Regions from separate parts of the Homo sapiens genome. Here region 1 is linked to region 2. A link is an interaction called in ENCODE POLR2A ChIA-PET data of the cell type or tissue named here. Cell type or tissue: GM12878. All regions are shown on one strand. Each heading gives the region's core, and the rest is flanking DNA. Links, peaks and the distances in the headings are about the cores only. Region 1 has its middle 21 kb from the start of PDGFB. Region 2 overlaps SGSM3 (small G protein signaling modulator 3).

The links. Peaks named below come from ENCODE experiments on the same cell type or tissue, not always from the same donor. Only the 100,000 strongest peaks of a DNase experiment are listed, where the experiment ranks them.
Region 1: POLR2A ChIA-PET joins it to region 2 with 5 read pairs; 1 of 35 experiments calls an interaction of 5 or more read pairs at or near these places.

Annotation. Positions count from the first base shown.
Region 1 is chr22:39,263,710-39,269,087 of GRCh38, reverse strand. No RefSeq gene overlaps it. Among named protein-coding and RNA genes, the nearest start is that of PDGFB, 21 kb to the right of the region's middle. RefSeq lists enhancers at 1-249, 2,018-2,287, 2,468-2,547. In GM12878, for the core only: no CTCF peak of the experiment used is centred there; a DNase peak (open chromatin) is centred at 2,457; H3K4me3 peaks cover 360 bases; H3K27ac peaks cover 3,429 bases.
Region 2 is chr22:40,383,776-40,389,098 of GRCh38, reverse strand. All of the region lies in intron 1 of SGSM3 (small G protein signaling modulator 3), which reads right to left. It also overlaps a transcript of ADSL not described here. Among named protein-coding and RNA genes, the nearest start is that of SGSM3, 16 kb to the right of the region's middle. In GM12878, for the core only: no CTCF peak of the experiment used is centred there; a DNase peak (open chromatin) is centred at 3,445; H3K4me3 peaks cover 1,092 bases; H3K27ac peaks cover 1,586 bases.

The sequences.
Region 1 (5,378 bases), core at 325-5,324, 1.1 Mb after region 2:
GGACCCTCTGAGCTGCCCCTGGCTGCGGTGGGGCAGTCTGTCCCCCTGCCAGGGTCTCCCAGGACCTGACAGTTTTCCCACTGGACTGTCAGGCAGGCGTGGCCAAAAGCCTGGACTCAGGATCCGAGTCGCTCTGGTTCAAATCCTGCCCCTGTCCCTTGTAGCTCTGTCACCTCAGCCAAGTGACTTCATCTTCTTGTGACTTGTCTCTGGATTACAATCATTAACATCCCTCCAGCCGAGTCAGGAATGGCCAGGACCCAATGAATGTGTGCAGAAAGGACGGCCAAGAAGCTCAGTGTGGTGTGTGTCAAGGTAGCCAGGTCGGGCCTGGGCAGAGGGGGTGCCACGACTGAGCTCCAATCCCTGGGGGCCCTCTGGGACCTGGGCCCAGTGTGGCCAGGCCTACAGAGTGTTCAGAAGAAGTCAGAAATCCAGACTCTTGTGAAATCTCCCAAGTTTTAAGGGAAGGCCAAATGTTAGAAAACAGTTTGGGGCTGAGGAAAACCAGGACCCTGCCCTTAGAGCTGATAGATGTCACCCTCTGCCGGCCCACCTGTCCCCAGGTGGGATGCAAATGAGAAGCCATGCAAACGAACACCTCACATTGCATATAACCAAATGCGGAGGTGGGTGAGGATATACCCTTCTTCCCATCATGCCTTGTGGTAGAAACGCCTGGAGGGCACAGGCTTTGACTGTCCATTGCCGGGTCTCTGGAGCCCGGACCTGCGCCTGGCACACAGTGGGTTCACCTTCTCTGTTGAATCGAATGAATGAATGAAAATGATTAGATGGAAGCATGATGACAGAGATAGGCGAGAGACAGAGGAAGGAGCGTGGGCATGGCTAACCGGCTGAGTGGCCATGAGCAGTGTATGTCACCTCCTGGGGCTTCTCTGCTCCTCTGTAGACCAGGCATGGCTCAGGTCCTTAGAAAAGCAACTGGGTTGAGTCAGAAGCATATCACACATGGCTTGCTGACCCAGGAATTCCATGCCAGCCAAGGAGCAACCCCTAAATATGGAAAAAGGAAAGCTATCTGTAGAAAGATATTAATCGAAATATATTATTTATAGCTTCGAAAAACTGGAAATAACTGAGATTTCCAACAATGAGGGAATGGCAAAATAAACCATGGAATATGGTTTGACAAAATATTAGGCAGCCAATAAAAATGAGGTTCAGAGAAGAGGAAAAAGAAACGAGATTACAGAGAGTGAAAGAACTAGAAAAGTGGCCATGATATAATGGCAGGTCAAAAAGGCAGGATACCACCTTTTTTTTTTCTTTTAATATACAGTATGACCTCAGCCCCATTTTTTTTTTAAAGTCCTCAAACAAAAAACTATGGAAGGAAATACATCAAACCTTAACAATGATTGTCTCTGGGTGGTGGGGCTGTGGGTGGTGATTTTTCTTCCTTATTTTGACTTTTCTGCAATTTTTAGATTTTCATAAATGAACATGTATTGTTGCTTTTATGGTAAAGATATTAAAAATGATTTTTTTTTGACGGAGTCTTGCTCTGTCGCCCAGGCTGGAGTGCAGTGGCATGATCTTGGCTCACTGCAACCTCCGCCTCATAGGTTCAAGTGATTCTCCTGCCTCAGCCTCCCGAGTAGCTGGGACTACAGGCGTCCGCCACCACTCCTGACTATTTTTTTTTTGCATTTTTAGTAGAGACAGGGTTTCACCATATTGGCCAGACTGGTCTCGAACTCCTGACCTTGTGATCCGCCCACCTCGGCCTCCCAAAGTGCTGGGATTACAGGCATGAGCCACTGTGCCCGGCCAAGACATTAAAAATGAAAAAAAAAAATCAAAGGAATTCGGGGTGGGGATGGGGTGGATGCTGTCTGTGCTCTGCCCTCGAGTCTCTGAGAGGGAGTTGGCATCAGGGAAGGTTCTAGGCTTGGAGGTGGCAGCCAGGTGTCAGGGGCTGCCTGTGTGATCCTGGGCAGATCCCTTTAGGCCTCAGTGGCACATCCTGTCAGATGGGGCCTGGTCACCTACTTTTCTTTTTTCTTTTGGAGAAAGGGTCTCATTCCTGTTGCCCAGACTGGTGTGCAGTGGCATGCCATCATGGCTCACTGCACTCTTGACTTCCCGGCTCAGGTGATCCTCCCACCTCAGCCTCCTGAGTAGCTGGAACTACAGGTTTGTGCCACCACACCCGGCTAATTTTTTGTATTTTTAGTAGAGACAGGGTTTCACCATGTTGCCCAAGCTGGTCTTTAAACTCCTGGCCTCAAGTGATCCGCCCACCAGCCTCCCAGAGTGCTGGGATTACTGACGTGAGCCACTGCATCTGCACCCGGGCCTCTGGCCACCTATTTGACAGAGCGTGTAGCAAGAACAGGAAGGGAACGTGGCTGAAAACAGTATCGTTGTTAGTTCTTAGGAAGGCCAGTTCTGTTTTCAGACACCCGGAAAGATGTCAGCGTTCTTACTGGGGTGTCCCTGGGAGTATTTTTAGTCCCAGAGGTACAGATGTTCCTGACTCATTTTGGAAAGTAGAACTGGGGTGATCTCTAGACACGCATCACTCTGTGTGGGAGGGGCATGGCCAGGAAGTCAGAGTCCTGGGTTCTAGGGCTGGCTCTTCCCATACTGCTGTGTGATCTTAGACGAGTCACTCAGGCTTCCTGGGCCTCAGCTTCCCCTGTGCAATGGGCTTTGGACACAGAGATCACTAAGATGAATAAACTCTCTGTTTAAACGAGGCCTTCTCCCCCAGGCCCTAAGGGGCAGGAACCCAGGAGTCTGAGAGTGAGCCCCTTACCGGCTGTGGTCCCCAGAAACTTTTTTTTTTTTTTTTCTTGAGACGGAGTTTCACTCTTGTTACTCCAGGCTGGAGTGCAGTGGCACAATCTCGGCTCATTGCAACCTCTGCCTCCCGGGTTCAAGCGATTCTCCTGCCTCAGCCTCCCGAGTAGCTGGGACTACAGGCGCGTGCCATCACGCCCTGCTAATTTTTGTATTTTATTAGAGATGGGGTTTCATGATGTTGGCCAGGATGGTCTTGATCTCTTGACCTCATGATCCACCCGCCTCGGCCTCCCAAAGTGCTGGGATTACAGGTGTGAGCCACTGTGCCCAGCCTCCCAGAACCTTCATATGTGTCCTGTTACCTTATTTCCAGCCACCCTTCCCTAGGGGAGTATGTATGTGTGTAAGGGTATGTGTGTGTGGGTCTATGGAAACTCAGTTCACCATGATGGGATCACCTTGTTTCCCTGGACCTCCTCAATGGTATTCCACTGCTCGGAGTGTCTAGTGGTGGGGGAGGATGGAGGCTGCCTCGGAGCAGGTGGTGTGTCCAGGAAGAGAGTGCCTGTGATGGACCGGACGCCCGTCCGTGTGGTGTGCACACACATCCCCAGCCCGCGCGAGCAGGGAGCTGTGATGGGGCCCGGGGAGTTTCTGGCTACCCTTGTCCTTGGTGCCATGAGGAACCTCAGAAAGGACTCAGTCCTGAGCACTCCCAGGCTCCCACTCTGACACATGTAGTAGATGTGTGCGACAAGCACATCACGTCCCTGTAGACGCAGCTCAAAGCCTAATCATGGTGCATGCACTTTCTGTGCTTTCTACAGGCCCAGCTTTCCACAGAACCAGCGCCAGGAACCTTCAGAACGATTCTGTGAGACAGGCACTGATTCTCTTCAGCATTTACTGATGGGGAAACAGAGGCTCAGAGAAGTTAAGAAACTCACCCAAGGTCACACAGCAGCAAGTGGCAGGCAGGATTCAAACCCAGGCTGTCTGGATCAGGCCCACACCGTGACTCACGCATAGACTCTTCCAGCTGCTGCTCTGGCGATAAGGAGAAGCCCAGCAGAGACCGGTGGCTTTCCACGGTCACGTCGCAGATTAGTGCAGAGCCCAGGCACACTCCAGGACCCTGGACTTGGGAATGGGTTCTTTGCCCATGAACGTGAGTGGAGCCATCTGTCAGAGTCCTGGCTTCTATGCCCAGCACGGGCCAGGCAAGCAGGCCAGTGGAGAATGTGTCAATTGGACCTGAATAGCTTTCCATTTATCACCAGTCTATCCTTGTGCCAAGCCCTGTACCAGGCCCTGGGGTACAGAGACGAGCAAGACTCATTTTCTGCTCATAACCCAGGGACTTCCAGAAGGAGGTGACGTTGAGATTTGGTCAGATGGAGGAGGGCAGACAGGGCGTTCCGGGCTGGGGAAATGTCTGATGCATCTGGGGAATCTCCATGGTTTCTGGGAGGGTTGGGGAAAGCAAAGGAGAGGAGTTTTTGAGGGTCTGACGCTGCTGGGGGCAGGTGGGTGGGTCAGGGAGTGGGGACAGCTGCTGAGTCCACTGAGGCTCTGGAAGTTTCAGGCCCACCCTGGGGACGGAGATGTAGTCTAGGGAAGGACGTGCCCTCCACTTCTGGGTCACAGCTGGAAGGGGAAGTGGGGGCTGGGCACAGGGTCTGAGGTCACAAGGCAGGGACAGGGAGATGGTAGATCAGTACCCCAGCTGGTCCCTCAGAGGCGGGGAGGGGAGAGGGAAGCAGACCCAGCACCCGGCTTCTCTGACCACAGCTCCTGCGGCGCCTCCTCACTCACTTCCCCAATGCGACAAGCTCGTCCCCACCACAGGGCCTTTGCACCTGCTGTTCCTCCTGCCTGAAAATGCTCTCTCCTTTCAGCCACTTGCCTCCCCAGAGCAGGCTCCAATTTGCTCATTTGTTCACTGTCTGTTCCCCTCTTGGGACATGGGCTCCATGATGGCAGGCTTGGTCTGTCTTTGCCACTGACTCCCGGCTCCAAGCACCGTGCCCAGCACACAGTGGGCCCTCAGCAACAGCACTGAGCACTTGCTATGTGCCAGGCACGCCTCATGGGCAGTAACTCATTTAATTCTCAAAACAACCCTCTGGGTAGGGGACTAGGGGCCTGAAGCTGAGTCAGTCTCGAGATCTTCTTCCAGGAAAACACATGATTGTGGGTATGAGAGAGGCAGGGTGCCTTGGAAGGGGCCATGCACATGAGGCATGCCAGAGCTTAGGAGTCAGGAGCCAAAGGGCAAATATGCCCCTGCCTCTGGGGTGGGGGGTAGCCCCATGGTAGATGTGAGGAAACTGAGGCACAGAGAGATTAAGTAAGTTGCCCCTTTGGCTCGCAAGTGGCAGCCCTGGGATTTGATCCCAGGAGGTGTGGGTTCAAAGATCCCAGGAGATTTGGATGCTATATATAGCTTTAACTCAATCAATATTTGTTGACTATGTGAGCGACTGGTTAGGCCTTGACAAATGATTCACCTTCTCTAAGCATCAGTTTCAACATCTGAAGTATGGGGTGTATCTTAAATAGGCAGGAGAGCAACCCATCTTGAGAGGCTCGACGCCCCTTCTCTT
Region 2 (5,323 bases), core at 324-5,323:
TCTGCACTCTCCTGGAACTCCTGGATGACTCTCACAACTTCAATTAACATCTACAAGCAGATAACTGATTTCTAGCTCCAAGATGCATTTCTCTCTCAACCTCAGACCAGCACATCCAGCTGGTGGGCAGCTCCTCCATATTCTTCGAATTTGCCACGCTCCAAGTTAACTCATCACCTTTCCTCATGAACCTGGTCCTCCCCTTCAGTGGTCCCGTTGCCATTACGACCTACCTACCCACTCTCTCCAGGCAGGACTTGGGGATGATGTTTAATGGATTCTTCACCTTTCCATCTTCACCCCTCAACTATTCGGCCTTTCCTAAAGTTTTTGAAACCTCCCCTTTCTCTTACAACCTGTTGCTACTTTCTAGTTGAGGCTGCCGTCGCTTTTCACCATCATGATTATTATACATCTCTCAACTGGAATCTCTGCCTCCACTCTCGGCCCCTCCCTCCAACCACTCTCTACCCTGCAGCCACAGAAATTCTTTCAAAATACAACTGATCATTTCCCTCCCATCTTTAAAACCTTCCCTTTGCTTTAAAGTCCAAATTTGTTAACTTGATTTATAAGACCCTGCATGACCTAGCAGCCCCTGCTACTCCCTGCAGCCTCATCTCTGAACACCTGCCTCGCACTTGCCTCCAATGCACTTTATGCTTTGGCAACGTTATCTTGGAACCCACCTGTGTTCTCTCAGAATGCTGCTAAATACAGCAATTACTCAGCAATATGTAAAGACAGCCTTGAAACCTGGACCCTACCAAACTCCACGATGAAGGAGCTAGTGGCACAGAACTTCTAGAACTGACTCCCCCTCCGGTTACCCTAGTAATTTTTGTTGATCATTTATATCACCCTTTATGACAAGGACATCTGAGGTGAACATCCATAGTATCATACAAATTTCTCAGCTGCCTCCTCCAAAACTGGCATCAGCAGAAGAGCAAAGTAAGTCTAAGAATCACACTCTACCTTGAACTCCACTCCTGCTACAAGGTTTGCAGCTGGGTCTGCTTACCCTTCCCTGAGTCAATATTTTCTTTGTGACAGAGATAGAGTGTTCCTTTAGGCGAGACTGAGGTGTGACTGTGTAAGGGAGAACACAGACTGGAAACATATATCAGGGAAACAGGAACCTCACCCTAGAATTCAGCACACAAGGTATGCGTGTCCCCTTCCTGCACAGGAGTACCAGTTAAACTCAGCTGCCCTACGCGGACTTGCTCACACTCATAACTGTGCCAGGCTCCTCTAGTTCCTCATATCAAATAATCAATCATCCACAGTAATCTGGTTACTTACCTGAGTCCCTCCCTCGATCATTCCTCTAATATTTATGGCCTGGCAGTTTCCGGAAAGGATAAGGAAAGCAACTTCATGGACCTTCTGTCATTCCCACTACCAGGGGTGGGGGATAACCACCTCCCCCAGAAGTAGAAGTGAAATAAATACTAGTTAGCTAACTGCAACTCAGCTTTCAGGTAGCTCTGAAAAATAGCAGACAAGAGTTTTTGAGGAAAATAAAGCTCCTTAAGGGCTGACTGGCAAAGAAGGCCACTGAGACATTTATATTGAAAGTTTTATATTAACATAGGAGATTAGGGCACCTAAGAGGAGATCATAAATATAGTTTACACAGTTGCTATTTTTCATATAATTAAACTACACAGGTCAACAAACTATCTCATCTTTACATCATTTATTTGCCATTACCATCTATATAATTACCGGAAATGTTTCATTTGCAGATATGAACATACCTACATAACATTACCCTAAAGAATGGTAATTATACTACACTATATACAGTATTATAGAGTATATATGCTATTATACTCTGTGGCAGTGAGTAGACGGAGGTATCAGAAGGAAACCTATGAAAGAAGGAAAAATAATATGTGTTAAGCATTCATCACACTGCTAAGCACACTCACAGGCATTATCCCCATTTTACACCTCAGCAAAGGACTGACCCCTCAGCAGTCTCACTATACCATACTGACTAGCACAACTCTAGTTATCAACTTTGCAGACAGTTTCCAGAAAAGATCATGGAACTATCTGTGCATGTGCGGGAACAAAATATCTTGACTTGGGATGACATATCTAGTGGGAGCCAGCCAGATTTAAGACACAAAGCAACTAAAAAAAATTTTTTGTGTGTGAAAATTCAAAATTAAACAGATAAATTAGGAGAGAATTCTCATAAGAGCAAACCAACTTCTCTAACAGATCTGCACCTATATTTAGAGACCATTAACTTCTTTAGTACTGGGGTGCAGGGCAAAGGGACTCACACAAAGTCATGAATTATAGAGTTAGAAGGATCCTTTGGGTTCATCTCTCATACTTTTTGAAAAAAGAAACTAGGGGCCAGGCACACTGGCTCACATATGTAACCCGAACACTTTGGGAGATTGAGACAAGAGGACTGCTTGAGGCCAGGAGTTCAAGACCAGCCTGGGCAACATAGCGAGACCTGATCTCTAGTTGTCTTTTTATTAAAAAAAAAAAAAAAAAAAAAAAAAAAGTAAGAAAATTGGACTAGAGGTCAAAAGACTGATTTAAAGCAGCATAGCCAGACCAGAAGTCTCTGATTTCTACTACTTTAATCTGAAACTGAATCAAAAACTTGGAAACAGCTAGAGACAGGCCCATTGGATTACATTCAGATCAGCATCATTACCAACAGAAATCCCAGAAGATACGTCACGAGGTTGTCCTCTTACTGTTGTGAACCTTAGGGTTAAGCAGTCCATATCTTTATATTATTTCACACTTAATAATGCTGATTTCAACAATCAGGTCCATACACTTCACTCCCATGTTGTAAAAGTTAGACAACCATCTGAACTAACCATGAATTAATGACAACTTTTTGCCTCATCTAGCCCCATTTAAGTTCCTCTTGGCTGGGAGAGGTGGTGGCTCACATTTGTGATCCCAGCACTCTGGGAGGCCAAGGCAGATGGATTGCTTGAGTGCAGGAGTTCAAGACCAGCCTGGGCAACATGGCAAAACCCTGTCTCTACTAAAAATAGAAAAACAAAAAAAACAAAAAAAAAAACAAAAAATTAGCCGGGCATGGTGGCGTGCGCCTGTAGTCCCAGCTACCTGGGAAGTTGAGATAGGAGAATCGCCTGGGCCCGGGAGGTCGACGCTGCAGTGGGCTGAGGTTGCACCACTGCACTCCAGCCTGGGCAACCAGAGTGAGACCCGGTCTTCAAGAAAAAAAAAAGTTGTTCCTCTGCTCTTTCTGCTCATGTTCCTCCTGGACAAAGTTAGGGAACAAGCCACATGCTATTTATCTTCACGGTTGCTCAGCAACCTTCATTCATCTCTAGTTGACTTTTCATCATATTTCCTTCAGCGATACTTTCAAATCATTCTCATAATTCTTCTGAAACCCAACTACTCTCTGCTGCCACTCACCCCCAGCTGAGGGACTGTACTCCAGCTTTAACGAAGCTCAGCTTATTAGACTTAAGCTTCCTCAACTTCCTTATTCTCCGTGTCAAAACGGCTTTTCACCTGTTTGCTCTTTCTGCCCGCCCTCTCAGAAGAGAAAGTGGTTTTCTTCCTTCCTACGTTAAATTCTCCACCCACGAGAACCTTTCAACCCATTTCCTTTATACTCTTTTCCTTTGTGCATCTTCAGTCTTTTCTTCTCCAATGGCTTCGTGTCCACTGCAAATACTTAGATCTCCTGAACCCTGAATTAAACAAAACAAAACAAAGCAACTATCCCTGTACCCACTCAAGCTGTTACCTTTCTAGCTCTTATCCCTCTGCCTCACTGCCATACTTTTTAAAAGCGCCCATGCTTCATCAATCAACTCACTCCTTAAGCTTTTCACCCTAGCTTCTGTCACCACCTAAACTGGTTTCTAAGGTCTCCAGTGATTTCCTAGTCATTATTTGGAATCCAGTTCCTATGGCTTCATTTCCTGAAACTCCCTGAAGCATCAGACTCTGCTGACTTACTTTGGTTTCTTGAACTGTTCAATGACTCTGAGGGCACAGACCATATTGTTTTTTCTTCTCTATTTAACTGCTTCTTTACTGCCTCTTCTTTCTCCAGACCCCCAAAAAAGACATTCCCCACATCAGTCTTCTTTCTTTTAGTCCATTCCTAATGGATTCCAAATGGGGAGTCCATCCCTATTCTGAATGGGGATTTAGCTATTACTGTCATATAAATTACAAATCTCTATCTCTAGCCATGACAACATAGATTATTTCCAACTTATTGTTGGATAGCTTCATTTGACTATATACCACAACACATTAAAATATGTATTTCTTTTTTTTTGAGGTGGAGTCTTGCTCTGTCGCCCAGGCTGGAGTGCAATGGCGCTATCTCAGCTTACTGCAAACTCCGCCTCCCAGATCCATGCCCATTCTCCCGCCTTAGCCTCCTGAGTAGCTGGGACTACAGGCGCCCGCCACCATGCCCAGCTAATTTTTTGTATTTTTAGTAGAGACAGGGTTTCACCGTGTTAGCCAGGATGGTCTCGATCTCCTGACCTCGTGATCCGCCCACCTTGGCCTTCCAAAGTGCTGGGATTACAGGCGTGAGCCACCGCACCTGGCCAATATGTATTTCTTTTTAATTTTTTTTTAATTTTTGTTTATTTATTGGAGATGGGGGTCTCCCTATGTTATCCAGACTGGAATACAGCTGCACACCACTGTGCCTGGCTTAAAATCTGTGTTTCCTGAATAAATCTATTTTTATTCTATCTCAGATGATTCTTTTTAATATTCCTGTTTCTTCTCCCAAGACATTCAGATCCTAAGGTTTAGGGTAATTTTTGGCTCCTTTTTTTTTGTCGTTGTTGTTGTTGTTAGAGACAGGGTTTTGTTCTGTTGCCCAAATTGAGTGCAGTGGTGGGATCATGACTCACTGCAGCCTTGACTTCCCAGGCTCAAGCAATCATCTCTCCTCAGCCTCCTGAGTAGCTAGGACTACGGGCGCATGCCATCATGACTTGCTAATTTTTATTTTTAGAGACAAGGTCCTACTATCTTGCCCAGGAAGGTCTTGAACTCCTGCACTCAAGCAATCCTCCCACTTTGGCCTCCCAAAGTGTTAGGATTACAGGCATGAGCCATGATGCCTGGCCTTGGCTCCTGCTTTTACTCTCATATCAAATCAGTTGCAAGTCTACTGATTTTACCTCTAAAATACCTCTAGCATCTCCATCTCCATTTCCACTGCCTTAATCCAGACCCTCCCTGCCACTTTTCTGGGCCACTGTCAAAATCTCCTAAAGATTTCTGTGTCTCCAGATTATCATTCCGTTTATGTTAAACA